Regions from separate parts of the Mus musculus genome. Here all the other regions are linked to region 1. Evidence: chromatin loops called from intact Hi-C (ENCODE). Cell type or tissue: heart. All regions are shown on one strand. Region 1 has its middle 5.2 kb from the start of Gm22013. Region 2 overlaps Ripor2 (RHO family interacting cell polarization regulator 2). Region 3 has its middle 15 kb from the start of Gmnn. Region 4 overlaps Gpld1 (glycosylphosphatidylinositol specific phospholipase D1).

Region 1 (8,000 bases):
TAGTAATGAGATACAGAAAGGATTGGTGGGGGGAGTAGGGAAGGAGGGAGGGAGGGGAAGAGAGGGGGGAGGGAAAGAGGGAGGGAGGGAGGGAGGGAGGGAGGCCTAGGCTGGCCTTAAATTCCTGTCCTGCCTTTTCCCCAGTGCTGGATCACATGCCTGTGCTAATCATGTGCCGTTCGTGTGTGCCTTTTTTAGTACAAAGAGTGACAGAGCCACAGAAAACGTACAGTCTTTAAATAAATAGCGCTGGGTGACTTGGATGATAAGGGTGGGTAGGACTGGGACTCACTCCTAACCTGGATAGAGTCAAGTATATATATATTTTTAACATGAACGGAACCTGTCACTTCTAGGCAGACAAAATGACAGTATTTCTGGGACAGAGTGGAAAGGAAATGCTCTGAGCCCTGAGAAGATCGTGCCCACCTCTGGCAGCTGTGTGTGCACAGCACAGTACCATAGTATGTCCTGGCTTCCTAGAAGAGACGCTGTGAGCAGTAGAACTCCCCACCAAGACTCTGGAAACTCGTTCTGTTTCATTGATATAACTGTCATTTTCTACCCAAAGCACACTGTGTGCATGGATTCATAGCAGGCTCTGAAATAAGACATGTTCCTACTCTTGTTATTCTCCTTTATCCACACTTTAAGGCAGGCATTCATCTACCATCCACCCATCCACCCATCCACCCATCCATTCCTTCCTTCCTCTGTTTATGTAATGCAAGCTGGCCTTGAACTCCAGATCCTCCTGCCCCATCCTCTCAAGTATAACGATTTGTGTATAGACTACTACACCCCTTTTCAAAGCTATTGCACATCTCTATAGTAACTTAAGATAGTTTGTCCTACTATGGCTTATTTTTGAATATCATGGGCTACCGGGATGGCTCAGTGAGTCAAGGCTTGCAGCCAAGTCTAATCCTCAGAACCAACATGGTGGAAGGAAAGAAACAACTCCTGAAAATTGTCGTCTGACCTCCACATGTGCATCTTGGCATGAGCAAGCACACATGTGCTCCTGTACGTGTGCACACACACACACACACACACACACACACACACACACACACACACCATATCAAAAATTTAAAAAGAAAATTGTAACAGAAAAGTTATTATTAGCAACTGTTTCCCTGTTTGCATGAACCTAGATTGAGGATCTGAGAGTGTGGTGACAGAAGTGAGGAGGCAGGGACTTCTAGAGAGACGGCCCTGAGGAGGACACCCACAGACATGGTGTGGGGAGTTTTAGTCAGTTTAGAGAAACAGAACCACACGCACAGGGACACATATAAATGAGCAAAACAAACAACCCTAGACACTAAGAACCCAGGAGTCAATTCCTAAGGCTGGGTAGTCACAGAACAGAAGTCTCTCACTGGGGGAATGTCCTGTCCAGTAGTTCAGTCCACATGCAGGGTGCTTCAGTGAAGACCAAAAGGATCTGGAGAGCTGCTGGTCCTAGCCCACAAGGAATACTGGGAGAGCTGGTTCTACTGTCAGAGAAGGAATCAGAGGCAGCAACAGAGCACATACCACTCTGCAGCAAGAGGGGAGGTCATGTGAGCAAAAGGTGACCTGACCTTCGTTCTGAAAATAGCCCCTTTTATTTAGTTTCCTTCCTAAATTGTGGCAAGTTGATACCAGAACCAACCACAACATAGGGCATTCCTACAAGCACTTTGTGGAGTCTCCACAGTTCATATGCTCAGCCAATAAAGTGAATGCCATGCACACATGAAGAACCGAGTTCAGATTTCCAGCGCCCATGCAAATCCCTGCGGTTATAGTGTGTATCCATGATCCCAACTGGAGGGGAGTGGGGATGCAGAGATGGGAGGAGCCCTGGAGCTCATTGTCAAGACAAGCCAGCTGAAATGATGAGCTTCAGGTTCAGTGAGGTACACCCTGTCACACAAAATAAGGTAGAGAGCAATTGAGGAAGGCACCTGACATTGACCTCTGACCTCTCAGCACACAGTCACACATCCAACACACACACACACACACACTCAGGTCAAGGAAAACCTGTAACTGAAAGCATTTACACTGATGCCCTGGCTTTCCCAGGACTCACGCCTTCCATGAGCTCTGCTTCTACCAGTGGGGTCACAGCCATCGCTGTCTAGGGCAGTGGTTCTCAACCTGTGGGCCATGACCCCTTTGGAGGTTGAATGACTGTTTTGCAGGGGTCACTTATGTCCATCAGAAAACACAAATATTTACATTATGATTCATAACAGCAGCAAAACTACAAAGATGAAGTAGCAATGAAAATAATTTCATGGTAGGGGGAGGAGTCACCACAACATGAGGAACTGTATTAAAGGGTCCCAACATGAGGGAAGTTGAGAACCACTGCTGTAGGGAAAAATACAGGGATTTCTTCTTCTCTCCCCCACATCCTCCTCCTCCTCCTCCCCCTCCTCCTCCTCCTCCTCCTCCTCCTCTTCCTCCTCCTCCTCCTCTTCCTCCTCCTCCTTCTTCCTTCCCCCCCTTCTTTCTTCTAACTGCATTCCTGGCACATTAGAGAAATCAAGCCAATCTTTTGGTTTCTCTTGCAGACAAATTAGTAGGCTAGTAGTCATCATTTTTGAAGTATTATACTTTAAAAACTGACATGATTTCAACTGGTAATTATCTCCATTAAAATGTATTCCTCTTGTACAAATAAACACCATGTAAATAATAAGTATACAAAAGTAAAATAACAAATGTCGCCACCCATGAAAACAATGTAGGGTTTTTTGTTGTTTACTGATCCAAAAAGGTATAAAGTTTATTTTTAGAAAATTATGTTATAAGAAATATAACTTTTAGGCTGGTACATGCCTTTTCTCCCAGCACTCTGTGGGCAGAAGGAGGCAAGTCTCTGTGAGTTCCAAGAACGATCTAATTTTTATATTAAAATAAGAGAATACCTAATAGTGTGTACACGTGGTTTTGTGTGTATATGCAAGTTTATGTGAGCATGCTTTTTCTGTGTGTGTGTGTCTGTGTGCGCGCATGTGATACATTTAGATTCTTTCCATTGGCTAGAATTCCTGAGGCTGGGTAACTGAACTGTGGCTTTTGCTGACATCGGCTCAGTCTTCCAAGGCATGGACAGGCCTGTGCGTATGACCGCCCTGGAGTCTGTATTTACATAATTTGCATATGCTCCTATGCCTTTGCTGATTTTCCATGGAGTTCCACAACACTGATTCTGCAAAGACTCCTCCCTCTGCTATTTGCAATATAGACTAAGTTCTGATCACATTCTTGCTACGATAAAATATCCTGACAAAGGCGACTTCAGAGCAGGAGGCTTGTTTGTCTACAGTCACAAGCTACAGTTCTCCGTGTTGGAACAGTGAAGCCAGGAACTGGCAGCAGCCTGTCACGTCCACAGTGAGAGTAGAGCGGGAACAAATGGATGCCTGCTTTTGCTCAGCACCCTCTTGACATTTATCTGCTCCCCGCCCCAAACCCTGGGAACAGTGACACCCACAATAGGCAGATCTCCCCACCTCAATTAATGGGATCAGAATGATTGCCCCACAGATATGCCCACAGGCCAACCTCACTCTTCTGCACAGTCCCTCTCTGAGACTCTGTTTCCAGGTAGATCTAGGATGTGCCAAGTTGACAAGCAGACCTGACCATCACAGACTATTTCTCTCTTAAAATACCTTCAGAGGTTGGGATATAGTTCAACAGTACTACATCAGTCTATATAAGCCCCAGGCCATCCCCCAAAAACACCACCACTGTGAATACACTCTCTCGAGTGCACACACACGTACACACGTGCACACATGCACACACGAATGTACCCATGATTTCCTAAATGCCTTAAGGGTAATCATATTTTATGAAAAAAAAAAACCTAACAAATACTTTAAAATATACAGTACTTATACCAATCACAAGACATTAAATTACAAAAAATATAAGACTCTGTTTGACATGTTATTTTGTTTTTAATTAATAAATGTGTTTCTTTTTAGATAGTATATTTATTTGTTTGTTTGTTTGTTTGTTTATGTGTTTGTGTGGTTGTTTGTATGTGTACCACACGCATGTGCCTGCCGAGGCCAGAAAATGGCAGCAGATTCTACAAAGCTAGAGTTACGGGCAGTTGTGAGCAACTGGATATGGGCGCTGGGTATCAAACCTGGGGTGACTGCAAGAGCAACGAGACTCTTAACCACTGAACCATCTCTCAAGCCGGATTTATTTACTGGGAGGAGGGGCCACACATACCCTGCAGGGTAAGCTCTGTGGCAGGCACATCTCTACTCAGCCATCTCTCCAGCAACATGTATTATTATTTTAGCAGTAGAAGACCGAAGACAATTGAGAAAATAGGATAGCTGTCCAGAATGTAAAGATATTTACTTTTTCCTTTGGACACGCTGAACTACTCTAATTTGAGCTGGACAACACACCAAGGCCTGGGAAACTGCAATGAGCCAAAGTTGTCAGTAGGTGACAGAAGAGCACTGCACAGCACCAATTGAGCTCTTTGAGGCTGTTGAGCTGTTTGAGGTTATTGAGCTATTTGGTTGAGAGACTTACAGAGAAGCTATTCTCTTCAGGAGCACCTAAGGGGAGGAAGGCTTCCTTCCAGCACATTCCGTTCCAGGAATCACCCGTTTTTATGGGGAACCACCTAAGGCATTCAGGTTACATCTTGTAAAAGAAGAGCTCTTGTGAGGGCATACGACATCTTCATTCCTTCTGCCTTTCAGATTGAGGATAATCAGATCGTATATTTCTTTTCTAAAACAAGATGTTGGTGTGTAACCCGGGATGCTCTCAGACTCTCAGCTCTCTTCCTCCCTCCATTCCACAGTTCTGAGCTTATAAGAATTACAGACTTACCTCTGATTGGCAAGTGTCTATTTTCCCTGCAAACTCTGAGAAACTTTGTATAGCTGTATCCAAAGAAAGAAGTGTTTTCATAATGCCATAGAGAACAGTTTGAGTTTTGCTTCATTAGACAAAGCCACGTTTCTTCTTGTCTTCTGGGTCATTGCCTTCTCCTGCCTGCTCCTTTTCTAATTGTACATCTTTGGGAGACTAGGCATCAAAACAAGCCTGACTAAGGCCTTTATTTATGGATGTGCTGTCCAGTGAATACAAAAACACTAGAGTCCCTGGCTTAGTCCGGTTTTGTCAACTTGACACAAACCTAGACATTATCTGAGAAGATGAACCTCAAATGAGAAAATGCCTCCATCAGATTGCCTAGAGGAAACTCTAAGAACATTTTCTCCATTAAATATTGGTTTGAGAGGATGCAGCCTAGTGGGGGGGGGGCGTCTGGGTGTGTAAGAAAGCAGGCTGAGCAAGCCATGGTGGGCAAGCCAATGAGCACTGTTCCTCCATGGCCTCTGCTTCAGTTCCTGCTTCCAGGTCCCTGCCTTCAGATCCTGTACTGATTTCCATTTATTTCCGTTCCTTCTCTAGTTGCTCTTCATGGTGTCTTATAATAGGACTAGAGACCCTAAGACACGGGGTTCCAGAGATGGCTCAGTGGTTAGGGGAACTGACTATCCTTCCAGGGGACTTGGGTTCAAATCCCAACATCCACATGGCAGCTCACAGCGTCTGTAACTCCAAGATCTGACATTCCTACATAGACATACACTCAGGCAAAACACCAACACACATAAAATAAAGTAAATAAGATTTTTTTTAAAAAAGATGAAATAGAGGAAACCAAGACACTCCTCTAATGCTGAAAACTCTTTTGGTTTTTTTTTTTCTTTTTATCTTCCTCTTTTCTCTTCTCTTCTCTTCTCTTCTCTTCTCTTCTCTTCTCTTCTCTTCTCTTCTCTTTTCTTCTCTTCTCTTCTCTTCTCTTCTCTTTTTTCTTTCTTCTCTTTTCTTTAGAAAAGAGGACAGTGGATTCTTAGTGTGTTCCCAGCCCCAGCCCATGGATGTTCAGGAAGTGGAGTTTTTGCTCATAAACCAAGCTAGGTGGTGTGGCCACAGATATCACACTGCCAAAGGGCACAGCCCTGAGAGGCCTTGTGTGTTAGTGATCCTCTGGTATTCCAAAGGATGGGCCCTGCCTAATCGTCTACCACAGTGTATTTGGTTATTTGGGGATGGTCCTCTCAGTACAAATCTGTGAAGACCTTTGGTTCATTGGCACATTTATGGAGTCTTCGTTCAGTAGCTGTAATTGACTTGTGTATCCAGGCCCCAGCCAGCAAGAGAAGAGCTTCATTTCTCTCTCCTGCATAAAAGAACCCTAAGGCCACAGTGAGCTGCCTTCCTAAAATAGGTCAGATTCTTGCAAGGCCAGGCAGCAAAATGATGTTTCTAAGAACTGCAGGCCAATGCTTTCCTGGAAAAATTAATTAAAATATCAGCGGCTTCACAAGCCAAGAACAAGCATCGTATGGCCCTCTGGGTAGGAAGATGCTATAAGTATTAGGTTCAATTAGACTTTGGAGTCACAGTGACCAGGACTCTGGGACCATTACATCAGTGAGTCTCCATTGTCCTCCCCCTACCAGTTCAAGTCCTGCAAACCCTGGTGCATCTCCATGGCACTTATGGTGGATATGACATGTCTGTTAGGAATCATTGTCACTACTTTAGCCTTGGATACAGCACACAGAGTACTCATGAAGACAGACTGGCTCCGGCACCATTACCCAGCAAGTGTGGCATCTGTGTGCCTGTCCCAGAAGAGACCTATTCTGAGCTTAGAATTTCCTTTTCCCATCAAAAGGACAAGGCTTCAAACTTCAGTCATGTCTCTCAAGAGTGACTTGGGACAGGAAAGAGACAGTTGGGAGATAGTTGAGTGTCCCGAGTAAGAAGAAAAGGCTGCACTGGGAAACTGAAAAAAAAAATAATAACAATAAAAGGAGGGGGTCCCTCCCAGGGAATTCAGCCGGGGCTGTAAACTTCACAGAGCTTGTTAGACAAAGCAAAAACTGCATAGAAATAAAAATGCAAACCCCAACTTCAGGAGAGGAAGAATTGTGGATCGAAAGGAGAAAGGAACTGGGTCTCCAGAAAAAAGCACAATCCCTAATCTGTTCACAGGAGCCCACGCTCATTGGCACAATCAGCTTGGGGGGCGGGGTGGCGGGGGTCTCACTGACTTATGCTGTAATCGCTGGGCAGTTCCCACCGGGCACTCATGGCTTCTGGAGCTTGTAGTGCATAGACGATGGATTCCAACTTTAAAGGGTTTGACTTGCAATTTTTAAACTTCACAATGGTGCATAAGTGTACTCATTCTATCTTCCCCTTTCATAATACTTTTCGATATGGACACTTTGAAGCTTGGCTTTGTATTAGCAGTTCACTCAATTCCAGGCTAACGTAACCATTAGGGAAACTAGACCAGGCTGGGACATTCCACTTGTTAAGTTTATTTTGTTTGTACCCCTGATTGGCCTGCATATCATCATACAGCCTAGGCTGGCCTTGAACTTGCAGTGATCAATCCTCTTGATTCATTGCCTGAGTACTGAGCTAACAGCCAACAGCCAACAGCCACACTGCACTTGGCTTTGGTTTTTTGTTTTTTTTTTTGTTTTTGTCTTGTTTTGTTTTTTAATGTCTTTATAAATATATTTCCACGTTCATTGCATTGTAGCCCATAATAAGTGAAGATACATGAAGGTAACTGGGAGGGACCTGATGCTAAGTCTCATTCCAGATTTGGATTCAATTTTCTGTACTGGTTTTCATAGCTCCTCGGACCTGCCTTACCAGAGGCATGGCTGACTTTTTAGGGGCAGATCAAAGGAAGGTAAACTTTCCCTCTGCATTGCTGTGTGCCTGCTTCCCAAACACTCCTGCCCCGGCCCCATCTAGTTCCCAGCGCTCCTTTCTTCCTTTGCAGCCAAGGATCCCTGGCCTCTCCTTCCTGTATCTTCTGCATCCATCTCTCCTCTTCTGAACCTCAGAGCACCGGGCACCTGAGCATCTATTCCGTAGCCAGGCAGAGAATGTGAATTGCTCTTGACTGTTGGCTCTGG
Region 2 (8,000 bases), 230 kb after region 1:
CAAGTCAAAACCTTGATGGACACATCTAACCCTTTCTTAAGCCTGGGTTTTCAACTTCACGTTAAACCTAGATCTGCAGTCTATAGTGGTTACCGGGCAGAGTATGGCCAGTGCTCACATCCAAAGCACCAGGCAGTAAAGGAGAGGGATTCAACAGAAGAAGACGAAGGTGCCGTCCATAGGCAGAGCTGGAGAACAGTGTTAACTAGATAGATATTATGGAATGTCTAGTTCACAGCCCACCACATGTTGGGCTAACAGCAATGTACTACAGAAGCAGATTATGGCTCCCCAAATGGTAAATGAGAAAGTTTCTTCTGTTTAAAACAGGGTCTTATGCAAGCCAAGCTGTCTCTCGAACCCACTGTATAGCTGAGGCTAGTCTTGAACTCTTGACCCTCCTGCTGCTACCTCCCAAGAGCCAGGGTTGCAGGCCGGCTTGGAGTAGTAATTTTAAAGAGCAACGGGAAGGATCATTCCTCCAGGTTATCTATCCCCTCACCACTCAGTGCTCTCACTGGAACACCATGGGTAAATCTGTTTACCACCTGAGGTGTTACAGCCCCAGAAGCAAAAGCATGGAAGGCCTTTCACGGGCTCTCAGCTGTCCCGAATGGGGCACTTTCCCAGAGGCCTGGACTTAAGGGCTTCCTCCTTGCCTGGCTGCTTGTATTCTCCCTGCTGTGATCTGTTCCCAGATGGCTTGGGTGTACGTGAAGCAGGAAGGAACACACAAGCAATTGTTGTAACCGCAGCTTTACAGAAATCGGCCCCTGAGACAGGCTGCGGTGAGAAGAGGAAGGGTGACCCTGTGCCAGCCAAAACCCAGGAGGCAGGGAGAGAACAGAGGGAGGGCCCGGGGCTGGGCTTCCCAGGGGCTGGACAGCACTAGGCACACAGTTATAGAAAACATAGAAGAAGATGACTTTCTCTAGCAAACAAATAGCTTTCTGAGCATAGTGGAACACACATATAATCCCAGGACTGGGCAGATAGACATAGGAGGATCCAGAGTTCAAGACAAAACCTGGGCTACATAGCAAGACATTGCCTCAAAGGAAGGAAGCACCTGATGGGAAAACGGAGGCATGGAGGTGCTGTGGGAAATGGGCTGGCTGTCAAAATCCTTGCCTCTGGCCAGACCTGAGCCCTGTCTATGTGCAGAGCTGTTGAGTATTTCTGCTATAGCCAGAGCATCCTCGAGCAGCCTCTCGCAGGCAGTTTTCCCTGCTGAGCGAATGGACCCAGATGTGGTGCTCATGCCTACAGTCCCAGTACTGGCAAGGCTGAGATAAGAGGATCGCTACTACACGTCTGAGAGGCCAGCCTGGGCTACAGAAGTAGATGCTGTATCAAGCCAAGAAAGAAAGGATTTTTGTTTCCTTCCAGCTATTCACTGCTTACCGTCACCTGAGTAAGACCCTTTTAGGTCTCTAATTATCTTCTCTGACTCTGATAATGTGCTAGGCAAACCGCCAGCCTCTGAGAGGCAAATAGCTTTCTTGTAAGACCTATGAGAGGTGTCTTCCATGGAGCGGGGAAGTCAGTCAGTCAGGATGCTGCTCCTCTAGCAGGGCCATGAGGGACAGTCCAACTCTCTTGTGGAGCAGATCTGTCCTAGGAAAAAACAATTTTATAGGTAATCTTCCCTTTTTTTTTTTTTTTTTTGGTTTTTTGAGACAGGGTTTCTCTGTGTAGCCCTGGCTGTCCTGGAACTCACTCTGTAGACCAAGCAGGCCTCAAACTCAGAAATCCACCTGCCTCTGCCTCCCGAGTGCTGGGATTAAAGGTGTGCGCCACCAAGCCTGGCACTATGGGTAATCTTATGGAGAAAAAGATATAAGCTGAAGGAGTGAGAATTACAATCCCCACTTCCCACTTGTTATCACCCTACAATCCTAGTGTTTCCTACCACTTGGTATATATAATTGCAGGAAGTTAAAAAAATAAATAAATAACCGGCATTCTGTGAGCTCACTGTACTTCTACTTTAGAAACAAGGTTTGTGTCCACTGTGCCTGCTGGCAGGAAAGACATCGGTGTGTAACTGATACTTTCATTTTGTTTTGACTTTTATTTTGTAGCCCAAGCTGGTTTAGAACTTAGCTGTGTAGCTGAGGCTGACCTTGACCTGACCTTCCTGCCTCTACTTGCCGAGTTTTGGGACTACGGGCATACACCACCACACTTGGGTACTTGTTAGACTCTGGAGTTTGAGAATTCCATTTATCTTTAGGGTTCGAGTGATCTAGACAGTGTGGCATGGCAGTGTCATTATCACCCAGGGGTCATGCCTGCCATCCCTGCCTACCAGGTAACCTGGGCAGGTTTCCAAGGGTCACAGAAGGAGCAGAGCCTTGGAGCAACGAGTTGCTTAGGTCCTTTCCTGTCTCAGAGCTCCTTTTCCTGCCCCCCCACCCCCCCCCAACACAAGTGAAGCCAATCTCTGTTTCTGTGGCACTGGGCCAGTTACTTACCCTGGGTGTGCCTCAGTCACAAAGTGTTTTCTGTCAACAAAATAGGACTCACTTCATCAGGTCACCATGAGACATGTGTGAACTAGCACTCGTATAGGGCTCAGAACGGCACCAGGAATACCGGCAGCACTCTTGGATTACACTGGGATAGCTCTAACCACAAGAATGACCATATGATGATATCCTCTTAACTTTCAGCTTGGAAACAGGGAAATTAAACCACGCAGTGAAAAACCCAAGCACTCATAAAAACAAATCCTATACTGCTCGTCCCCCAGGTCACAGCCTAAATGCCCTCTGCTATCTTCAAGGAGACGGAACTTTACATAGAACGAAGGGCAGGGCTGAGGGTGGAGTTTATAGCACGTATTTGGGAAGCTAAGGCAGGGGGATTATGAGTTTGAGGGCAGAGTGAGCTACATAGTTTCAGGCCAGTCTGAAGCACATGGTAGACCCTGTCTGAAAGAAAAAGAGAGGCGGGGGAGAAGAGAGAGAAGAAAATGGAAAATTCACAATAAATTGAAGCTCTGCCAGTGAGAAATCTCCAGAATATGTAAAAAGCTTGAAAGTAACAAAACCAGGTGTGATTTTTCTGACCTGAGGAACACTGACAAACTGGGACTAAAAGTGCAGCAGAGCTCTGCCTCTGCAACCTCTTCGGGAAGGATCCGGAGGGGAAGGTCACTGCCCTTGTCATCATTAAAAGGGCTTTTATTTGTCTTGTCAGCAAATCGTCTTCTCTAGCAAAACCCCCTTTGTGGCAAGAAGTCTCTTGGAGAAGCTGTCGAGGCAGGTCCTTGTGATGCAGAAGCTGGCAGCCGTGAGTGACGAGAACCTCGGGAACATCACCTCTGTGGTGGAAGGTAAGCCCGCCACCTGCAGGCCATCCCTGGAACCGAAGCACGCCCGACCACGCATGCTCACTGGAACTCAGTGGCGAGGCAGCTGAGTATACTCCAGCCTCAGTCTGGCTCCGAGCTTGTGTCTGGTGCAGAACTTTGGGGGACGGTTCAATGTGTGCGAAGATCAGACCTCATTCCTTAGTAGCCATCTACCTTGGTTTTTGAAACAGGATCTCTCACTAGCCTGAAGCTCACTAGGCTAGCTAGCCAGCAAGCCCAGGATCCTCTTGTTTCTCTCTCACCCCTCCCTAGCACTGAGGTTACAAGCACTATGTAACCAGCTTTTTAACTGTGGGTCCCGGTGTTCAAACCCGGGTCCTTGTGCTTTCAAGGCAAGCATTTTACCAATTGAGCCATTCTTCAGCTTCACAGCAGAACATGCCATGGAGTAGATACCCTTGACTTTTTGTGATCTGGCCACTGGACTCTTTCATAAAGGCAAGGGTTTGTCCTTTTTCACATCAGATATGAATGGAAACAGAGACTTCTGGGAAATCTGTAACTGAGCCTGAACCCACCCTGAAGTTCTCCCGATGCATTTCTGCCTCTCTTTTCTATTCCTGCTAAGAGCAGTGACTTTGGCAGGTAACTAAATGGTGGGAGAAATGGCAGACATTCGGGCTGCAAATGAGTTGTGTCTCGTGCTCTACTACAGCCTCGTCCTGATCACAGGCACCCACAAGTGTGATTGTGAGCATGTGCCACCTGCCCGTGCTGTCTGCTTGGACTGACCTGGGAGCCTGGGGCAGAGGAAAGGCTCTTCCAGCAAACCCTGCCGTGTTCCGGCCCCTCCGAGGGCTTATTCTGTATGGCGTTTTTGCTATAAAGTCACAGGAGTTTAGTGTGGCCTCCCCAAGGCTGAGCAGCTGTGCCTTGTCTTTGAGAACAAACAGCTGAGTAGTCACTGAGGTCTCTTTGCTCCAGGGAGGAGGGGTTTTTCTCTGGACCGCCTACCAATCCACAAAGACTGTAGTAGTTCCAGTAGAAAAGCACAGTCCTAGTGCCTGTGGGGGCATATCTAATCTCATCTACTCAGGACACTGAGACCACTTCAAGGTCAGCCTGTGCTATAGAGTGAGATCAAGGTTACCCTGGGCAAGACATATTTCAAAATCATTAGTAAAAAGGTTAGAGATGTAACTCAGTGGTAGTGCATTCCTGAGATCCTAGGATCAATCCCCAGTAACACACACACACACACACACACACACACGATGAAAGAAAAAGGAAAGAAGGGAAATTTGCCTGGGGGGGGCGGAGGGGATAGACAAGAAGATTGGGAATTCAAGGTTATCCCTTTGTTTGAGGATAAACTGGGTTACATGAGACCTAGTCTTAGATAATGAATGAATGAATGAAAATATTGTTAAAAATAAAACAAAATAAAGGTTTTTAAAAACACAAAAGACAGGCTCTAATGTCCCTGGGACAGCTTACCACCAGACCCAGGTTGCCATCATCCTCTCTTCATTAACATCCCTCTTCTCTTCCAGCCATACCAGAATTTCACAAAAAGCTCTCCTTGCTGGCCTTCTGGACCAAATGCTGCAGCCCCAGCGGGGTCTACCACAGCTCCGCTGCCCGCCTCATCAAGCAGCTGGAGGCCAGCTTCGCCAGAAGCATCAACAAAGACTATCCAGGACTGGCAGAGCCAGGTACAGACCGTTGTGAGAGGCTGTCCTCCCGCAGCCCAGGGGGGATGAGGCCAGCCTCAAAAGAGAATTACACGCTCTCCAGGGGAAAGATGGGATAGCCAGCTTGACTACAAAAAAGATGCTGAGCATGGAGAATAGCAGCGGTGGTGTCTTTTAAAGTACTGTATCCATCATCCCCCACCTCCCACTCGGCTGTGGCAAACTGCCTGACAGAAACGGCTTCTAAAGGAGGGGTAGACTTTGGCTCACATCTCAGGAGGTACTGCCCATCCTGTCAGGGAAGGCATGGCAGCTGAAGCAGGTTGGTGCAAGATGCTGGGAGCATGTGGCTGGTCACATCAGAGATAGCACCCAGAAAACAGAAGTGAGCCAAGTGTTAACCCCAACTGCTCACCCCATGGCCTGTGTCAGCCAGTTAACCCCCGAGTTCCGATGTGTCCACAGCCTCCCAAACAGGACCACTGGCTGAGGACTAGATAACATCTGAGCCCATGAGAGAAGTTTCCCAGTCAGTCCACAAGTACTTCGTGTCTGTATTGTTTGTACAGTTGTCCCTCGGTGTCTGTGGGTGAACAGTGCCGGAGCCTGCCATGCATGGCTGAGTCTGTGTTTGCTCTCTTACATCCTTTGCTTACACCAAGCATGGGTTTGTATACAAGCTCCACACTTCCTCCTCCATACCCCAGACCACTTACAAGGCTTGGCTAGGCAAACACCAAATAAATGGTTGCTGCATTACATTGCCTGGGGAGTGGCAGCATTTACATGTTCAGTATAGATGTGCTTTCCCTTGGGTTCTTGGCCTGCAGTTGCTTAGATTCATAGATGTGCGAACTCAGGGGTACAGAGGGCTTTTTCCTGAACGTACCTCCAATGAGAGGATGTCAGACGGTACAGTGACTTTCGAAGAATGGAATCCTAGTCTATGCCTACAACGTGAGCCAGCAATTCTACTCGTAAATACACAAAGAGAATGTACGCCTGTCTGTGTAAGACACGCATAAGAAGATTCACAGCCCGAGACACAACAGACAGAATCTGGTGACAACTAAAATGCCATGGGCAAAGGGCGACTCCACAGAGACTGTGTTGAGTAAAATAAACCAGACATAGGAAGCGCATGCTGTACATTCTGTTGACACAAAAGTTCAAGAGCAGGAAAAGCTAGCTTATGACGGAGATAAAGCTTGGGTTATGAAAGAGGGCGTGGTAAAGACCTATCAATCAGGAGTCTAAGGCCAGCCTTGGGTGTATGGCACACTGGACATCCACGTGGGCTGCATGATGCTGTGCCTCAAAAAGAACACGAAAATGGACTTGAGGTTATTTGTTCCCTGTTGGGAGGCTAAGTGGCTACCAACAGGAAAGACCCCGAGAACTCCTGGAAGGATGTTGCTCATCTTTCACTCCCTGACTTAGACGCTATCATGTGAGTGTGGGAAACAGTGACACCGTCTAGCTGTACACTGCGCAGGTTAGCTCACTTTCAGTGCTGTACCTTAGACTTCAGTGATAAACATGAATTAATGAGTGCAAGTACCACAAGGAAAAGGTGATAAAAGATGAATGAATGAATGAATGAACACAAGTACCAAAATAAAAGGTGAATGCCCTCTGGCGTGATGGCTCAGCAGTTAAAAATCACTGGCTGCTCTTCCAGAGTTCCGTTCCCAGTACTCACAAGACAGCTCACAATTGTCTGTAACTCCAGTCCTCGGGGATCCAATTCCCTCCTGTAGCCTTCTTGGGCATCAGGCACACACAGTTTACATTGATATACATATATGCAGGTGAGACACCCATACACATGAAAATGAATAAATAATAAAAAGTTTAAGTGAATGCATGAACACAAGTACTATGTTAAAGATGAATGTACATAAGTGCCATAGTAAAAGGCTAATGAATATTATTAGTACGGTGATAAACAAATGAATATATAAGTTCTATGATATTCACATCTGCTTCCACAGTGTAGTGGTTAGCACATTCATCATGAATAGCATGCAAAAAGATGAATGAGTGGATGAGTGAATGAATGAAGGAGTGAATGAATGGTCTTGTTTCTTCAGCCACCTTGTCTCTTCCTTTCCAGTGTTTAGAACCCTGGTGTCCCAAATCCTGGACCGAGCTGAACCTCTCCTTTCCTCCAGCCTCTCGTCGGAAGTCATCACTGTCTTCCAGTACTACAGCTTCTTCACCAGCCACGGTGTGAGTGACCTGGAGACTTACCTGGGCCAGCTAACCAGGCAAGGTAGGCTGTGGTCTCCCGTCCTGTTGCACTAGTGTCTCAGCCTGGGTCAGCTTGGGTCTTCCTGGTCCATCCGGTCTTTAGTGAAGGTCGTCCTCCACTGCTGAGCTGAGGCTTGCCTTTTTAATGACTTCTGTGGACTTTTAACTTCAGTCAACTTCCTGGTGTTGGAGCGGGAGCTTGCTAAGCACGCTGGTCCCCAGCAGGAGTTCACTGTGAACAGGAAACTGGCAAGGGAATGGAAGTCTCAGGGCTTTCCTTCCTTTCTCAACTTGTTTGCTGTGCTGTTTGATGCTGTGTTTTGTGGTGGTAGAATTCCCATTCGGGATAGACAGAAATGGACTTCAAATGAAGGCTCACATGAGACGGCAGGAAGGGAAATGAGAAAAGAAAGTCTGAGGTTATCCGTTCAAGAAAGATAGAGGTGGTAGGGGTATGGTAAGCTCAGTCCACCCTGAAACATGGCCCTTTGAAGGCTGTACACATTCTATCTGACTATTCTTTAGGAATGCAGCAGGCACTGGCCAGGGCCTGAAGGAGCAGCGGGAATGGGAAGTGCTCTCTGAAACCAGGTAGTATCTGGTATAGCACCGCACAGCAGCAACTTGTCCAGCTTAGATCCAGGTTCGCTCTGCTCTTTTCCGAGCATTAAATCCTGCTGCAGCGTGGATCTTGTTTGGCATCATAAAGAGGTGACAGTTCTGTCTGGCGTGGG
Region 3 (8,000 bases), 300 kb after region 1:
TAAGAAAAGTTAAAAAATCCCACGAAAGCAAGTTTTTTCTTTAGCCCTAGATTCCAGGCAGAACTATTGAGCATAGACAATTTTTCCCCCCTCAGGCCAGCTTTTTCTTTTTTTAAGTTTTGTTAATAAAAGGGAGGAAATGTAGTCTCCCCTCCCCCAGCCTGAAACCTGCTTGCTCAGGGGTGGAGCTTCCTGCTCATTCGTTCTGCCACGCCCACTGCTGGAACCTGCGGAGCCACACACGTGCACCTTTCTACTGGACCAGAGATTATTTGGCGGGAATCGGGTCCCCTCCCCCTTCCTTCATAACTAGTGTCGCAACAATAAAATTTGAGCCTTGATCAGAATAAATGTCTTGGCTACATTCCTTTCTCTCGCCACCTAGCCCCTCTTCTCTTCCAGGTTTCCAAAATGCCTTTCCAGGCTAGAACCCAGGTTGTGGTCTGCTGGCTGGACACAACATATACTGGCTAGTTTTGTGTCAACTTGACACAGCTGGACTTATCACAGAGAAAGGAGCTTCAGTTGAGGAAATGCCTCCATGAGATGCAACTGTAAGGCATTTTCTCAATTAGTGATCAAGGGGGAAAGGCCCCTGTGGGTGAGACCATCTCTGGGCTAGTAGTCTTGGTTCTATAAGAGAGCAGGATATGCAAGCCAAGGGAAGCAAGCCAGTAAAGAGCATCTCTCCATGGCTCTGCATCAGCTCCTGCTTCCTGACCTGCTTGAGTTCCAGTCCTGACTTCCTTTGGTGATCAACAGCAATATGGAAGTGTAAGCCGAATAAACCCTTTCCTCCCCAACTTGCTTCTTGGTCAGGGTGTTTGTGCAGGAATAGAAACCCTGACTAAGACAAATTGGTACCAGTATAGTGGGGTATTCCTGTGACAACCTGACCATGATTTGGGGAGGACTGTGGAAGGACTTTGGAACTTTGGGCTAGAAGATCCATTTGTCATTAAGAGCTCTGTCAGATGTTGTATAGGAGCTTGGAAGATAATGTTGAGAACAGTGCAGAAGATGGAGGTCTGGCTTGTGAAATTTCAGAGGGAAAATTAAAGACTCTTTTCATGGCCATTGCTGTTTTGATTGTGAAGATTCTGTGGTTCTGATTAGCTGGGGCTGAAGAATGAGCTGTGACTAACAAGCTACCAGAACTACTAAAGCGAAACTTTTGCATTACTGGGACTATTGATGCTGGTTAGCTGGAGCTAAGAAATTAACGGTGATTAAGAAGAGACCAGCATCGTTGAGGTGACATCTTCTGGGAAGTGTTTTCTGAAAGCACAAAGAGGCTGTGTTCCAGAGATAGCCAAGATTGTATTCCTGCTGCAGCGGGACTTGGTAATGTGTAAGAGTCACCCAGGTGGTATTGGTTTTGAAGGCATGAAGGGGTCACGCAGAGCAGCTGAGGCTTGGCACTGTGAGAGGCCATGGAAGGCATTGGTGAAGGTGCAGCCTCAGTTGCAATTGACAGCCCAGGACTGAAGGAGTCATGCAGTGTTTTGGAGATGCCAGTACCATGAGATGACCACCAAGAGCAGCAGCAGCAGTGGAGTACAGGCATCTGGAGCCTAGAGGACGACGTGTGTGCTACAAAGGGCATGGCTGGAGAAGTGACCCAAGCCCTTGGAGGAGCCCAGAAGATTGTGAGTTGGATCCCAGACATTGGATGGTTAGAGATTGACTTTTGCTTTTGATTGTGACTGTGCTCTGATACTTTCCCTCTTGAAGGAAGAAACTATTTTAGTGGAGCCCACAGTTAAGAGATTTTTAATTGTAAAAAGACTTTGGATTTTAGAAGATATTGGACATTTTAAAGGGATTGACTTTTAATATGTAAAGACTGTGGGACTTCTAAAGTTGTTTAGATCTTCGGGATGAATAAGAAATTAAGGGTTGAGGCTTACTAGTGATGTGTTTGTGTGTCAAGTTGACAAGGGGTCAATTGTACTGGCTAGTTTTGTGTCAACTTGACACAGCTGGACTTATCACAGAGAAAGGAGCTTCAGTTGAGGAAATGCCTCCATGAGCTACAACTGTAAGGCATTTTCTCAATTAGTGATCAAGTGGGGAAAGGCCCCTTGTGGGTGGGACCATCTCTGGGCTGGTAGTCTTGGTTCTATAAGAGAGCAGGCTGAGCAAGCCAGGGGAGGCAAGCCAGTAAAGAACATCCCTCCATGGCCTCTGCATCAGCTCCTGCTTCCTGACCTGCTTGAGTTCCAGTCCTGACTTCCTTGGTGATGAACAGCAGTATGGAAGTGTAAGCCGAATAAACCCTTTCCTCCCCAACTTGCTTTTTGGTCATGTTTGTGCAGGAATAGAAACCCTGACTAAGACAATATATTAGTCATGTTAGGTTATAATCCTTGTGCTCTAGCAGGACAGAAGTCCTGAGTGGACAAGAAGTTCTCAGTTCCCAGCTCCAGCAGCGTGTTTCCCTACATGCTTAGCAGCAGTTGAGCTGCTGCAGTAAGCAGGTTAAGGCCGCAGCAAGCGATGTCCTATAAAGCTGGAGTTCCTGCACAGATCTCAGTATCCACAGCCTTAACCCTACAGGCACTGCAGACCTAGGAAGCTCTTGGTGGTGGCTGGCATTAATAGCTTCTAGTTAGCCTCATGTCTGGAGAGTCTTAGCCCTCAACACTGGCCCGCATTAAAAGCTGTTAGGCCAGGATCTGAAGCTGGAGAACCCTGCAAGTTCAAGTCCTGCTTGTGCACATTAAAAAGTTTCAGGCCAGACCTGATCTCAGAAACAAGTCAGACAGGGCAGCTCATGCCTGTAATCCCAGAACTCAAGAGACAGAGACAGGAGAATCATTATAGATTTAAGGCCAGCACTGGCTACATGGTGAACTACAAACAAACCTAGCCTACAGGGAAAAGCCTGCCTCAAAACAACAAAACCAAAAATGACCTACATACCCAAGCGTGTTAATGCACACCTTTGATCTCGGCACGAAGGAGGCAGAGTCAGATGGATCCCTGTGAGTTCCAGGCCAGCCTGGTCTACATACTTCCAGGCCAGCCTTGTCTACATACTTGTAGGACAGCCAGGCCTATGTAGAAAGACCCTGTCTCAAAAACACAAACCAAAATAGATTGAGGTGCCAAGGCTGTTATGGGCTGTGAAGATTGTCATGCTGCGGCCTCCAGACTTCAGTAGAGTGTTTGAGACAGCTTGTCCTGGTAGAAGAGCGCTGGCTGTTTGGGGGGACTGTCTTGGTGCTACAGCAAGAGAGTCATCAGTAGCTGTCAATTAGGGGATCAAGTTGCTTTGCCCCCCAAACATGAACATGAGGAATGTGTACAGGAAGAACTTAAGGAGCCATCATGACCACTGATGGTGATTTTAACAGATTTGGTGATGGGTGTGTTGCTAGAACTCCAGGCCCGTGAGCTGCATTGCCAGCCCACTGGTGCTTGCGTGTCCCTACGATCTTCCTACTCAGCTCCCTGAGTGCCACCACTGCAGGTAAGCATCACCACCTACCCCAAGCCCAGGGAGAAGCAAATGTCTGTCACCTGTCTCAACTGTGAAGCCTAGTGCATTTCCCAAGTTGAGCAGAATCAGGAAGCCAAGGCCATCTGCTCCTGTAGTGTCTCACCTGCGCCCTCTACTGGTAAAATGCAGCACTAGCAGCAAAGGAAAAAAAAGAGTACTAAGCCATTTTCCTTTTTTTAAATGTATTAGCACGCTCGTGTGTGTGTGTGTGTGTGTGTGTGTGTGTGTGTGTGTGTGTGTGTGTGTGTGTGTGTGTGTGTGTGTAAATTTATTTGCTTCTGTGTTCGAGGGGGAGGGTCAGAGGACAACCCATAGGAGTCTGTACTTTCCTTCTACTGGGTGGTGTCAGGAGTCAAACTCAGGTAGTGAGAGACTTGGCAGTAAGTCCTGACCAGATCATTTTTTAAAAGACCAGGCCAAGGGCTGGAGAGATGGCTTAGTGGTTAAGAGCACTGACTGCTCTTCCAGAGGTCCTGAGTTCAGTTCCCAGCAAACACATGGTGTCTCACAGCCATCTGTAATGGGATCCCATGCCCTCTTCTGGTGTGTCTGAAGACAGCAACAGTGTACTCATTCATATACATAAAATAAATAAATATTTTTTAAAAGACCATGCCATATTAGGACTTTGTAGCTGAGAGGCAACAGATAGATCATTTACCAGAGATGTGACTGTTCCCAGGGTTCAGATCCCACCCACCCCATTTTTTTGTTTTCTTTTGTTTTTTGAGACAGGGTTTCTCTGTGTAACCCTGGCTGTCCTGGAACTCGCTCTGTAGACCAGGCTGGCCTCGAACTCAGAAATCTGCCTGCCTCTGCCTCCCAAGTGCTGGGATTAAAGGCATGCACCACCACCACCCGGCTCTCTCTTTTGAGATAGGTCCCCAAGTTGACCTCAAACAAACTCCCAAACCACCAGCCCGGCCACTGTAGTGCTGGGGCTCTCATCGCTCTCCTGAGCATCCAGCCAAGTTCAGGTGGGAATGATTTAAGTGTTCGTGCACAAGTTTGTCAATGACTTCATTTCCATTTTCTCTCCAAAATGAAAATGAACAAAATATCAACATAGTTTTAAAAGATGCAAATGGGGACCAGAGAGAATGACTCCAGGTTTAAGAAGACTTTCAGAGAGCTAGGCGTGGTGGCGCACGCCTTTAATCCCAGCACTTGGGAGGCAGAGGCAGGCAGATTTCTGAGTTCGAGGCCAGCCTGGTCTACAGAGTGAGTTCCAGGACAGCCAGGGCTACACAGAGAAACCCTGCCTGAAAAGAAAGAAAGAAAGAAAGAAAATTAAGGGGGGTGGGGAGCTGGAGAGATGGCTCAGTGGTTAAGAGCACTGACTGCTCTTCCAGAGGTCCTGAGTTCAGTTCCCAGCAAACACATGGTGTCTCACAGCCATCTGTAATGCCTGTCTGTAATGGGATCCAATGCCCTCTTCTGGAGTGTCTGAAGACAGCTACGGTGTACTCACATATATAAAATAAATAAAATCTTTATTAGAAAAGAAGAGAAAATTAGGAGTTGGGCATGAGTGACACATGCCGTTGATCTCAGTGTCTGGGGAGTAGAGGCAGGGGAGTTAGAGTCAGCCTGCTCTACATAGTGAGATCCAGCATAGCCGGAGCCACATAGAAAGACCCTGTCTCAAAAAGCAGAGAAACAAACAAACATAGGTCTGGAGACGGCTCAGGGACTAAGAGCATACACCACTCTAGCAGACAACCTAGCTTTAATTCCCAGCACCCACACTGGGTAGCTCACAACCGCATGTAGCTGAAGTTCAAGTGGATCTGAGCCTCTGAGGGGACCTGAATTCATGTGCATATACACACATGCACATATGCATGATTAAAAATAAATCTTTAAAAATAGGAAAACCAGTCACACCCTCCATCTGTACTCCCAACACTCAGAAAGCTGAGTCAGGAGGATTGTAAGAGCTCAGGCTGGCCTCCAACTCCTCCTGCTGCAGTCTTCTGCATGCTGGGATGACAAGCCCAAAGCCGTTTTTGTGTGGTTTTTGAGATGAAGTCTCACTGTGAGCCCAGGCTGGCCTTGGCCTCTCTTCTTACCCACCCTCCCAGTGTTGGCATTATTCTTGTTGTAGTGCCACAGCCCTAAGTTAACAGACCTGTGTTGCAGGATATTTGATCACACTGTGAACCCTAAGATTGTATTATTTACTGCAAAAATCTCTTTCTGGTTGTGGTGTGGCTCAGTCCTTAGCACACCAGACACCTTTAATCCATCTGATTGGAATACAGACACACTCTTAGTACACACCTTTAATTCAAAACAATGAAGGTAACATTAGTGTGTAGAAGAAAGCAGCCATGTTTGAAAGTGATGTCTAATTGAGTGGCAGACAAAGAGATGAATCAGAGAAAGGATACACCCAACTCTCAGGAGAACAGAGGACAGGGAAACTACCTGAGGGACAGTGCAGAGACGGAAGGAGGGAGTTTTGCCAGGAGAGTTTTACACAGGTTAAAGAGAGAACAAGCTAGACACAAGTAAACATAGAGTGAGCCAGAGAATTGGGAGCCAAAAGATTAGAATAAGTTGCTAGAGTTAGTTTGAGGCCAAGCAGGACAATTCAATGAAAGGCCCAGAGAAGCCAGACTGAATCAGTCAGATTGGAGAGGCATTTGAGCCAGAACAGCTGCGTTGCGTCATCCAGCCAGAGCTCAGAACAAACTATGAACTACAAAGTTCTTCAGCACCAAATCTCAGAGGCAGAAAACATTCTAGGCCTAGATTAGATTGTACAGAGGCTAAGAGGCTTCTAATAGACCTAGGTTTCCAGAGAGAGGTTGTAAGCCACAAAGACCACAATTACATCAGGCGAATGAGTTACTTTTACATATCTGTAAAATGAGCAGAGAAGAGTCTGGGGCTCCTCTGTTCCCCGTGGTTTCCTTGCTGGCCCTGGTTTTCCTGTGAGATGTGCCTGACTCCCCGGATGCCCTTCAACTGATGTTGGCTTAGGGGGCTGAGCTTTTAAATGTCAGATCTTCTCATTTCCGCCTCTGTCCAGGGCACCTGCTCTGAAACACAGGTCTGTGGTTTGAATTTTATCATCCAAGAGGCCCGGTGGACTGGAGAGGTGCGTTAGCAATTGAGAGTGTTTACTGCTCTTCTGGAGGACAGGAGTTTGATTCCCAGCACCCAGAAGCATAGCTCATAGGCACATGTGACTCCAGCTCCAAGAGATCCAATTCTGTCTTCTGGACTCCTCAGGCACCACACACATGGATGGACACACACACACATACATGAATTAAATGATGATATGTATTAAAAAAAAAGAAGCCAAAGCGTTGTCTCTCTTGGCTCAAATTATGCCTATGTTTAATATAATCTTTGTGAGAAGATCTTGGTATGAAAAATGTCACAACTTATCTGCATAAACCAAAAAGTGACAGGATGTGCAGGTCCCAGTCTCTCTCACAGAAAGACACATTTCTTTTGTTGTTTTTGTGTTTGTGATGGAGTCCCACATAGCCTTGAATGACCTTGAACTCCTGACTCTCCTGTCCCTACCACCCAAATTCTGGTATTATATGTGTATGCCTTAATTGTCTAGGTGGCTTTGTACTCACTACGTAGCTCAGGCTGACCTTGAACTTGAGGAAGCACTCCTAGCTCAGCCTCCTGAGTCCTAGACCATAGGCTGAGTAATACCTTTCTTTAGAATTAATTCTAAGTAGTAGAATAAGGATAGCTGTTATTTTTTGTCCCTTTATAATAAACTTCATTATTTTATATCCAAGAGATGATCCAGTTTGTGCTGAAATTACAAATCACTCATTTTCGAATTGTGTTCAAGCCATAAGTGAGGAAGTGACAAGGGACTGTTTAGGCAAGGTAAGTGCCAAGGAGGCCCACCATTCCCACAGGGCCACCATCTGCGTGAGTGAGAGCTCTGGAGAGTCTGGCTGCTCTTTAATCTTCTTACGTGAGAATGTCAGATTTCAGGGCTCATTTTCAGGATCACCAAGGTTATATGTAGAAACAGATTCACTGGCTTCTACTTGGAAATCATGTTTGCATGTGTGTATGTGTGTGTATATGTATATGTATGTGTGTATGTGTCTGTGTATATGTGTCTGTTATGTGTGTATATGTGTTTGTGTGTGTGTGTGTGTGTGTGTGTGTGTGTGTGTGTTGCGGGTTCACATATGTGTGCAGGCATGGAGAGGGCAGAGGACACATTTGGGTATCATCTAGAGTCTCTTAAAGACAAGTGCAACTACAAAGAATTCCAACCCCACCTCCCAAAACTACATCTGACTTGGATATTTACTGCCAGTCTAAGGAAATGTTAGCAACAAACTATAGAGCTACAATGTGGGAATGATGTCAAAAGCCAAAATGTAAGTATTGTACAGGGCAAATAACTTGCTCCTCCAACAAATAAATGACAAGATGGGGGTTAAAAAGCAGGAGGGGCAGGCATAGGGTCCACCATGGAGGCTGTGGTGAAAGGAGATCC
Region 4 (8,000 bases), 510 kb after region 1:
TCCGCCCGTGGGCCTACAGCTGTGCTGGCTGCCTCTAGAGCTGGAACCCAGTTGGACTTGGTCCTTGTTCACAGCTGGCCATGGCTTGAGTAGGTGCCCAGGGCAGGGAGCTAAAGGAGGTTTGGCCACATTGGAACTTCACCAAAAACTGCAGCCTTTTGATTTTTGTGTATTGCTTCCTTACTCCTTTCTCTGACGGGGTTCCTTACGTCTCTAAGCACTCAGCTTGGCTATTATTATTTGTTATTACTATTTATTGTTATCTTTCTTAAATTTGAAAATTAAGGTGTAGTGGCATATGCCTTTGACCTGAGCACCCAGGACACAGAGACATTTGGGTCTCTGTGAGTTTGAGGCCAGCCTCATCTATATAGTAAGTTCTCTGCCAGGGGTACAAAGTGGGACCTTGTCTTAAAAACAAACAAAAAATGATTTTTTAAATGGCAAAATGAAAGTTTAGTGTGAAAAATGTAGAAAATACAGAAACACAAAGAGGAGCATTAAAATTAACCTACTTAGAATTCTATAGGGCTTTCCCCTGCTAATCAGAGTGCATAATCTTCTAGTAGGCAGGAGGCAGGCTCTTGCCATGTAGTCCTGTTTGGCCTGGAACTTGTGGTAGTCTCCCTGTGTCTGCCTCACTGGTGTGGGGATCCCAGGCTAGCAGTACCATGTCCTACTTAGTGTGCACACAATACAGCACTGTGTGCAGCTGAATCCACATCAAAGCTACGAAGCTATTTTGATGCCAATGACAGACAAAGAGGCTGAAGGACAGAGGGCTTCTGTTCAAGACACACTGCAGACGGCAGCCAAGGGCCTGTGCTAAGACCTCTTTCTAACACTTGTTAACCAATAGGATCCCAACATGCCTGTTTTGTTCACAAATTAACTTGATTTTTCTTTTTTAAGGTATAGTCTAGGCTGGCCTCATATTTCCCACTTCCACCTCCCAAGTGCTAGACTTTAATCAAACAGTATGCAAGCTGAGCATTCCCAGGCTAAAACCTGAAACTGCAAAAGCGAAGACTTCTCATGATCTGACATGATACTGCAAATGAAAACTCTACAGTAGGGAACTGGTCTTGTGTACAGTCATTAGCATACTGTATAGAACTGTCAGGCTGTGGACCTGTCAGATATATCTCCTGTTTAGTCTGAGACACATCCTCTGGACATCCCAGTATATATCTGTAGATACTTCACATCCAGAAAAATCCCAAATCTAAACTCTGGACCCAGGCATTCTGGATGAAGAGTATTCACCTCATATTGAAAACATTGTTGGGCCAGTGAGGTGGCTCAGTGTCTAAAGGAGCTTGCTGCCAAGCTGGAGGGCCTAGGACCCACGTGGTAGGAGAAAACCTACTCTCAAGTTGCCCTCTGACCTCCACGTGCATGCTTTGGCACACATGCATGCACACACAACCCAAGTAAAATAAGTAGATGATGTAAAGAGGAAAGCACAAATGACAGCAGCCTAGAGCCTAGATTTTATGGAAAAGTACACATTGCTCTAGAGGGATGTAGATGTGGTGGTAATGGCTGTAACTCTACTACTCCAAAGGTAGAAGCAGGAGGACTAGGAATTCAAGGACAGCCTTGGCTATATAGTGAGTTTGTGGCCAGCCTGCATTACATTAGATCCTGCTAAGAAGGGAGGTGGGAGGGGGGTTCTATCTGTTAACTTTTACCTTGGAATAAGCCCATTTAACTGACTTACCACAAGTGGTGACCGCTAGTCATTATGGCTGATTCTATTATACACCACAGGGCAAACATTCCCATGGAAATGATTCCTTACAAGACTAGGTTTTAGGATCTAGGCTTCTGTAAATGGGATTTCTAGGTTACAGGGCATACCTGGAGGAATCTGGAAACACTGAAATATGAGCACGAAGCTGTCAGACTGGCTCAAAGCTCTGCATGAGTAGTAACCATGCTAAAGGTCTCCCCACTGCTCTCTTTTCCAGGCACAGTATGTACTAACTTCTCCAGAGGTAAGTACCCCAAGGTCTGACACCCCCACCCCAGCCCCTTGTACTTATTGGTTCAACTGCTGAACCAACCATGGTGTGCGTGTTTTACAGGCAAGTTCAAGGTTTGGGAGCTCGCTGGTGTCCGTGCGGTCTAAGGGAAGGGTGAGTACAGGGCCTGCGCTTTGACACCAGCTCTGACAAGCCTTTCTTAGTTTAGAAAAGAAAGGAAACAGGAACTTAACCTCACTATTTTTTAAGTGTGAGACCCATGCCCCCCCCCCCATGCCCTCCCTCTGTTGCTCTACAGAGGGCTTAGCAGGGCCTGTGGGACAACTATATTTACTTTTTAAAAATACTTTAAGTAGCTGATAGAATATTTGCTGACATGAGGTTTTTATGGCGTTGGCTCTCAGGGTCCATGACTCAAGGGTGTTTGCATGTGGTGCTGAGGACGTGCTCTCACTCCTGCTGCCTCTGGCTGTACACACTGCACCACAGCTTCTGAGACAGTTCTCACATAACCCCCAGTATCCCCTGGCCCTTTATGGCATTTGCAGATCACTGCAATGACAATGTCCAGACTGCTGATTTTTAAAACATGTTTATTTGTGTTACAAGTATGTTCATGAGCCACAGTATACTCGTGGTGCTCAGAGGAGCAGGGGAGAGCCTTTGCTCTCTCTTCCCACCATTCGTGGGTCTCAGAGACTGAATTCAGGCTGTCAGGCTCGGCAGCAACCTCATGGGTAACATCCTGGGTGCCTGGTCCGTCTTTTAATAAGTCTAGACCAGTGGTCCTCAATCTCCCTAATGCTGCAATCCTTTAATACAGTTCCTCATGTTGTGGTGACCCCCTCAACCATAAAATTATGGTTGTTGCGACTTCATAACAGTAATTTTGCTACTATTATGAATTGTAATGTAAACATCTGTATTTTCTGATGGTCTTAGGCAACCCCCATGAAAGGGTCATTCGATCCCCAAGAGGTCACAACCCACAGGTTGAGACCTGCTGGTCTGGACAGACACCTACACCATGGCTACACTCTTAGGCACCTTTGTTTCCTTTCAATGAGTACTTCCAATAGTTACACAATACTTTATTTTTTGGACAGTCCATAATTCAATTAAATTACACTCTTATATTTATGCTATTTCCATTTTTTTATTATTGCAGATAGTGCTGTAGTGAACATTTTTGCACCTGTATTTTTACATAATTATGCAAATATCCTTGTAGGCAAGAAACACAGCAGTGGGACTCCTAAAAGTTTCTTCTATATATTTAATATTTCAATAAATATAAGAAATTTACCTTAATATATACTAATAAAGAGCCAGGTGTGGTGACTCATGCCTCTAATCCCAGCACTTGGGAATCTGAGGTAGGCATCTGAGGCCAGCCTGGGACTCAAGAGTTCCAAGTTAACTTGAGCTAGAGTGAGACCCTGTGTCAAAACAAAGGAAACCAAACTAACCCACAAAAGCATTTGCTCATCCCAGGACTGGTATTTTAAGACTGTGCCAGGCTATTAACAAAGGAAGGATGCCGACTGCTCGGAAGATACACACAGGTCTGTGAGACTGGCACACGACGAGCAGCTGGGGGGCAACGCTGGGGGGCAACGTGAGCAGGAGTCCCAAGCGTGGGCAGTCCTAAACTGGTGACAGCAATCTGGTAAAGGCTTGGGAGGTGCTTGGCAGACTCACAGTGAAGTTGCCCTCTGGTGGCCAACAGTCCTCACTGACAGACCATGACAGACCAGGGTTAGCTACTAGAAACAGCAGTTATTAAGTTTATGGAAGGATTCTCTAAAGGATATGCTTGGCTTTTACTTACAATTTTATGCATTTTCAAGAAATTAGACATTGTCTGGAACACTGACCAAGGGTAGCAGTGATCAAGGTCATTGGAAAGGACTTTACAGTTAACTCTGTTAACTCTACAAGTTAGCCTTCCTAACTGCAGTTCACTTGTGTATTAACATCCCCCACTTTCCCATCTCACAACTAAGACAGGCTATTAGCTCAGTGGCCTTTCCCTGAGACCTGAGGTAGGACTCAGGAAGGAAGGACACGTGAGCTGGTGGGACTGGAGACGTGTGTAAGGAGCACTGGCACTGTCATTGTGCCCATGTCAGTTGGTGAGCCTCAGCAGGACATTGACTCTGCTTCACTGGACAGCCGAGAAGACAGAGCAGTCCGACACGGCCAAGTCTCCGCTTACAGCTTAGACCAAAGCATAAAACGCAGCTAAGACCTTTGGCATCAAGGTACAATGACACAGGGATACAGACAGTGGCTGTCTATGCAGAACTCGTGGTTCTGAGATGGTTAGACCAGGGAGATGGCAAGCAGCCAGGAAGTTTAACTTTTGGGGAGGAGCATGGTTTGACCAGGAAATAGAAAGGAGACATAGAATATAGCCAAAGTAAAAGCACATTTAGTAAATTAGTAATTACATAAAAAATGGAAGAGAAGAAATTACCACTTTGCCAACTGAAAAGATTATTTTTCTCTTGTGTTGACTGACCTTGGCGTATTATAAGGCGGTGCCAGTAAGGGCCCCACCTAGAATCCTGATACATGATCAGGCCACAATACATTGCTACCATTATTATCATTTTGGGATTATTAATGTTAAAATACAACCAACAAGATAAATGTCACAGCCTGCTGTCTAAAGTGCTATCAGCCAGCATAACCAGCTACACTACTCACCAACAAAAATCTAAAATAACTTTTGGCTATTCCCCAAGATCAAATTGAACTGTTGTGAAGATTTGCCATTACTACAATGTTTCACAACCTGCAGCAGACTCTGGAGAGAATTCTGAAAGTGAGCTTGAGAACAGTGTAGGCAGCAGGGATGCTTTGTGAAGGTGGCCCGTGCAAGCCCCCGCCACTCCAGATGTGGGCACATGCACCGACCACAGTGAGGTTCTGGGGTCCCCTTGTACAACAGTGGGGTTTGGAACTTATCAGATCTGAGAAAGTGGCGTCTGAACAAAGAGAGAGACACAAGTTCTGGCTGTGGGGTGTGGCCAGCATTGCTTTTATGTGTACTTCAGAGCACAGAATGACGTCTGCTTCATGGTGGGAATGTCACTAGTGCTGTCTGTCTTGTGTCCTCCACAGAACCAAGTGGTTGTTGCTGCTGGAAGGAGTTCTTGGGGAGCCCGGCTCTCTGGGGCACTTCATGTCTACAGCTTCAGCTCAGACTAAAGACGGCACTCTTCTATTCAGCCCCGCTTTCTTGAGCCAAGTCATCTCCAGGATGGACAAAGTAGTTCTCCGGTGGAGCGAAACCTGGGACAGCCAGGCTGCCTAGAAATATGGTCAGCTATGTGTGGACGCCGTGTGATAGGAGCAGCAGGCTGTGAGGTCCCCTCTCAAGCTCTTTCTTCTGCATCCTCTGAGTTTGCTGCCGGTGCTTGGGACTTTATCAACCCACCTCCTTTTCTGTGGGAATACCTGGCTCTCTTGCCTAGAAAGGGTGTAGTTAGCTCTTAACACTCTCCATATAATTGCTCCTATAAAAAATCCTTGGTAGTGGTGGCTGGTCCTATTTGGATCTTAAATGTACCCCAAATCTCCTATGTTGAAGGCTTGATCCTTAGCTTAAAGAAGGTAGGAACTGTGGAGTAGGACTCTGTTGAGGAGAGTTACGTACTGGGTTGTATCAGGACCCCTGGGCCTTCCTTGCCTCTCTGTTGCCAGCTGAGCTGCCATGACCTGGGCAGCTCCCCTCTGCCACAGCACCCTGCTTCTTCCCCAGCCCCAAAGCAACAGGGCCAAGCACCCTGGCGCTGACATGGCCGAAAACTGTGAGCCCAAATAAACATTTCCTCTTTTTAAGCTGTTTATCTTGGGTATTTTGTCATATGTCTGGTGAAAACAGTGGGAGGAGGAGAGAGGGGCGTGGGGAAGGGGCCACACTGGCCCTCCTCACTGCTGATCTCTGTGCTCCCATTCTAAACAGTCAAGTACAACTACAGACACTAAGGAAGGAAGGCACAGCTGCTGTGAGTACACACTCTGACTCCTAAGGCACAGCAGGAAGCACAATGGGACATTTGGTTTAAGTAGTGGTCCAACCTATCTAAAGAGCACAGCCAGCAGAAGGGCCATCGTTTTGGTACACGGACAGCAATTAGCAAATGTAAATGGCAAGGCGAACCCCAGAGCCTTGTGCACAGCAGGCAGGGGCTCCCTCAACCCAGCCACACAGTGCCAGTGATTTTGCTCTGTAATGGATGGACAAAAGCCTGTCTAAACATGGCCAGAGGATTTGTCTTTTGTTCAGTGCCTGAGCATAGCATGTAACAGGCATCAGATAAAGAAAACTTAAAGCTTACAGAAATCCAAACATCTTCAAGTCGACAGGATACTGACTGTATTGAGTCCTCTGTGAGAAAGTACATGATACACCCACGTTTGGATCCTCCCATTAGAACCTCTTTGGCCATTACTTAAGTTATCACACTGAAGCTCAAATGTAGCTTCACTGCAGCCAATCACAGAAATGAAGCTGAGCGCAGCTCCTGGATCCCAGCACCCAGCAGCCTGTCAGTGAGCTGTTTAGCCTATTCCAGTCTGCTGTCAGGAATCACTTCACAGGATGACCTCTGCTCTGCCCACATGGGCTCAGAGGCTCTGAACGTTAAGGACAGACCGGATCCCACCTCTTTGCTCACACCTGATGTGTGACTGCTTTCTCAATCACTAAACTCAGTATTTGCTATTTACAGTCCCTTTAAGGAGCACTGTCACTCAAAAACCCTACCTGACCTAGCCACCTTTAAAAACTTTAAACTGCCGGTTCTGTCCTTTTATGTGAGGTGAATTAATTACATTTTGGGGTGGAAGCACTTCATTATTCCTTCCCTGTAGGCTAAGCGTTGCTCTGGCCTCACTATAGTCTTACAAGTGCATTACTTTGGGAAGCACACTTTTTGGTATTGTAATGTTCTAGCACACAACTGTATGAAACCTCCTGAGAACACACAAGGGCAGGCTGAATGGTTATTAGAACAACAGCTTCCAAACTTACAGGTATGAGCGATCTGTCTCTTCCCGTGCAGTTAGAGGGCTGACCCCCCAGCTCTGCTCCACCAGGCGAGTGAGCACTCTAAAATGAGCAGCACTCGCAGCCTCATTTCAGATGGTGTTTTGAGTCAGTGTCTTACTTATAGTCCAGGTGGGCCTGGAACTCACTCTATAACCTTCACTGGCCTAGAACGTAATCTGTAGCCCAGGCTGGCCTCAAACTCTTTGTAATCTCCCTGCTGCAGCCTCTCAAGGACTGGAGGCACAGCTGGTGGAGCAACCATGGCCTGCTTTGCCATTTGTTTTAAACGAGAACTTTTGACTGGGAAGATCACGTTCCCACAGTTCTTGCATTAGCTACGTTCTTGTTTGACAAGCCCATCTGCTAACTTCTGAGAGGTCGGCAAACACATTAGCTGGCTGTATACATTTTCTCCTGGGGAGGGGGTAGTAGGACAATCTCTTAAAACAGGCAATCATCAAAACAGCTATAAAATTGTAAGAGAATAAACAAACTCCTTCTTTAAACCTAACTCCCATGGTTCTATTTATAACTAATCAAAAAATAGTAAGAATCTTGATTAACTGGAATCCAAATATGCTGACATTAAATTATACCTCCTTTCATTCATCTTATATATAAAAGAGAGCAAATGCCTGGAAGGTCTAACACTCCTCCAGAGCTTGCTGCAAGGCTAACAGATCCATTAGCTTTCGTTCCTGAGTGAGAACCTGCTAGGAGTGTGGGTCCCTCCCTGCGCGAGGAAGTGAGGTCTGTGTGCTCAGGAACCATGGGCTCTGCCAGTCCCTGGGCTCCTTCAGCACGAAGCTGCACTCTTCTTGATATGTAGAATGACGCTGAATCTACATAAGTCTACCTCACAATAAATTAATCTATACTTTAAAAAGCCCATAAAAACAGTATTTCAAAAGTTGGTAGGACACAGGGTTTTGGCCTTTTACAAAGAAACC

What was found. Peaks named below come from ENCODE experiments on the same cell type or tissue, not always from the same donor. Only the 100,000 strongest peaks of a DNase experiment are listed, where the experiment ranks them.
Region 2: it touches region 1 in a loop (6-fold over the local background); 4 of 42 quality-filtered maps call a loop at or near these places.
Region 3: a loop joins it to region 1, with 9 times the contacts of the local background. A loop is called at or near these places in 13 of 42 quality-filtered maps.
Region 4: it touches region 1 in a loop (6-fold over the local background); 5 of 42 quality-filtered maps call a loop at or near these places.

What each region holds. Positions count from the first base shown.
Region 1 is chr13:24,477,596-24,485,595 of GRCm38, forward strand. No RefSeq gene overlaps it. Among named protein-coding and RNA genes, the nearest start is that of Gm22013, 5.2 kb to the right of the region's middle. In heart, a CTCF peak has its summit at 4,469; a DNase peak (open chromatin) is centred at 206; H3K27ac peaks cover 1,833 bases; H3K27me3 peaks cover 181 bases.
Region 2 is chr13:24,710,418-24,718,417 of GRCm38, forward strand. Ripor2 (RHO family interacting cell polarization regulator 2) reads left to right here. Exons shown (of 23, transcript NM_029679.2): 17 at 3,205-3,340; 18 at 4,873-5,034; 19 at 7,130-7,288. Among named protein-coding and RNA genes, the nearest start is that of Armh2, 27 kb to the right of the region's middle. In heart, no CTCF peak of the experiment used is centred here; DNase peaks (open chromatin) are centred at 714, 2,364 and 3,364; H3K4me3 peaks cover 653 bases; H3K27me3 peaks cover 723 bases.
Region 3 is chr13:24,772,770-24,780,769 of GRCm38, forward strand. No RefSeq gene overlaps it. Among named protein-coding and RNA genes, the nearest start is that of Gmnn, 15 kb to the left of the region's middle. In heart, a CTCF peak has its summit at 3,609 (motif pointing left); a DNase peak (open chromatin) is centred at 3,532.
Region 4 is chr13:24,984,919-24,992,918 of GRCm38, forward strand. Gpld1 (glycosylphosphatidylinositol specific phospholipase D1) reads left to right here. Exons shown (of 26, transcript NM_008156.2): 24 at 1,974-2,000; 25 at 2,091-2,141; 26 at 5,118-7,018. The coding sequence ends at 5,204. It overlaps Mrs2 (MRS2 magnesium transporter), which reads right to left. Exons shown (of 11, transcript NM_001013389.2): 11 at 7,377-8,000. Among named protein-coding and RNA genes, the nearest start is that of Mir12184, 8.9 kb to the left of the region's middle. In heart, a CTCF peak has its summit at 3,704 (motif pointing left); no DNase peak of the experiment used is centred here.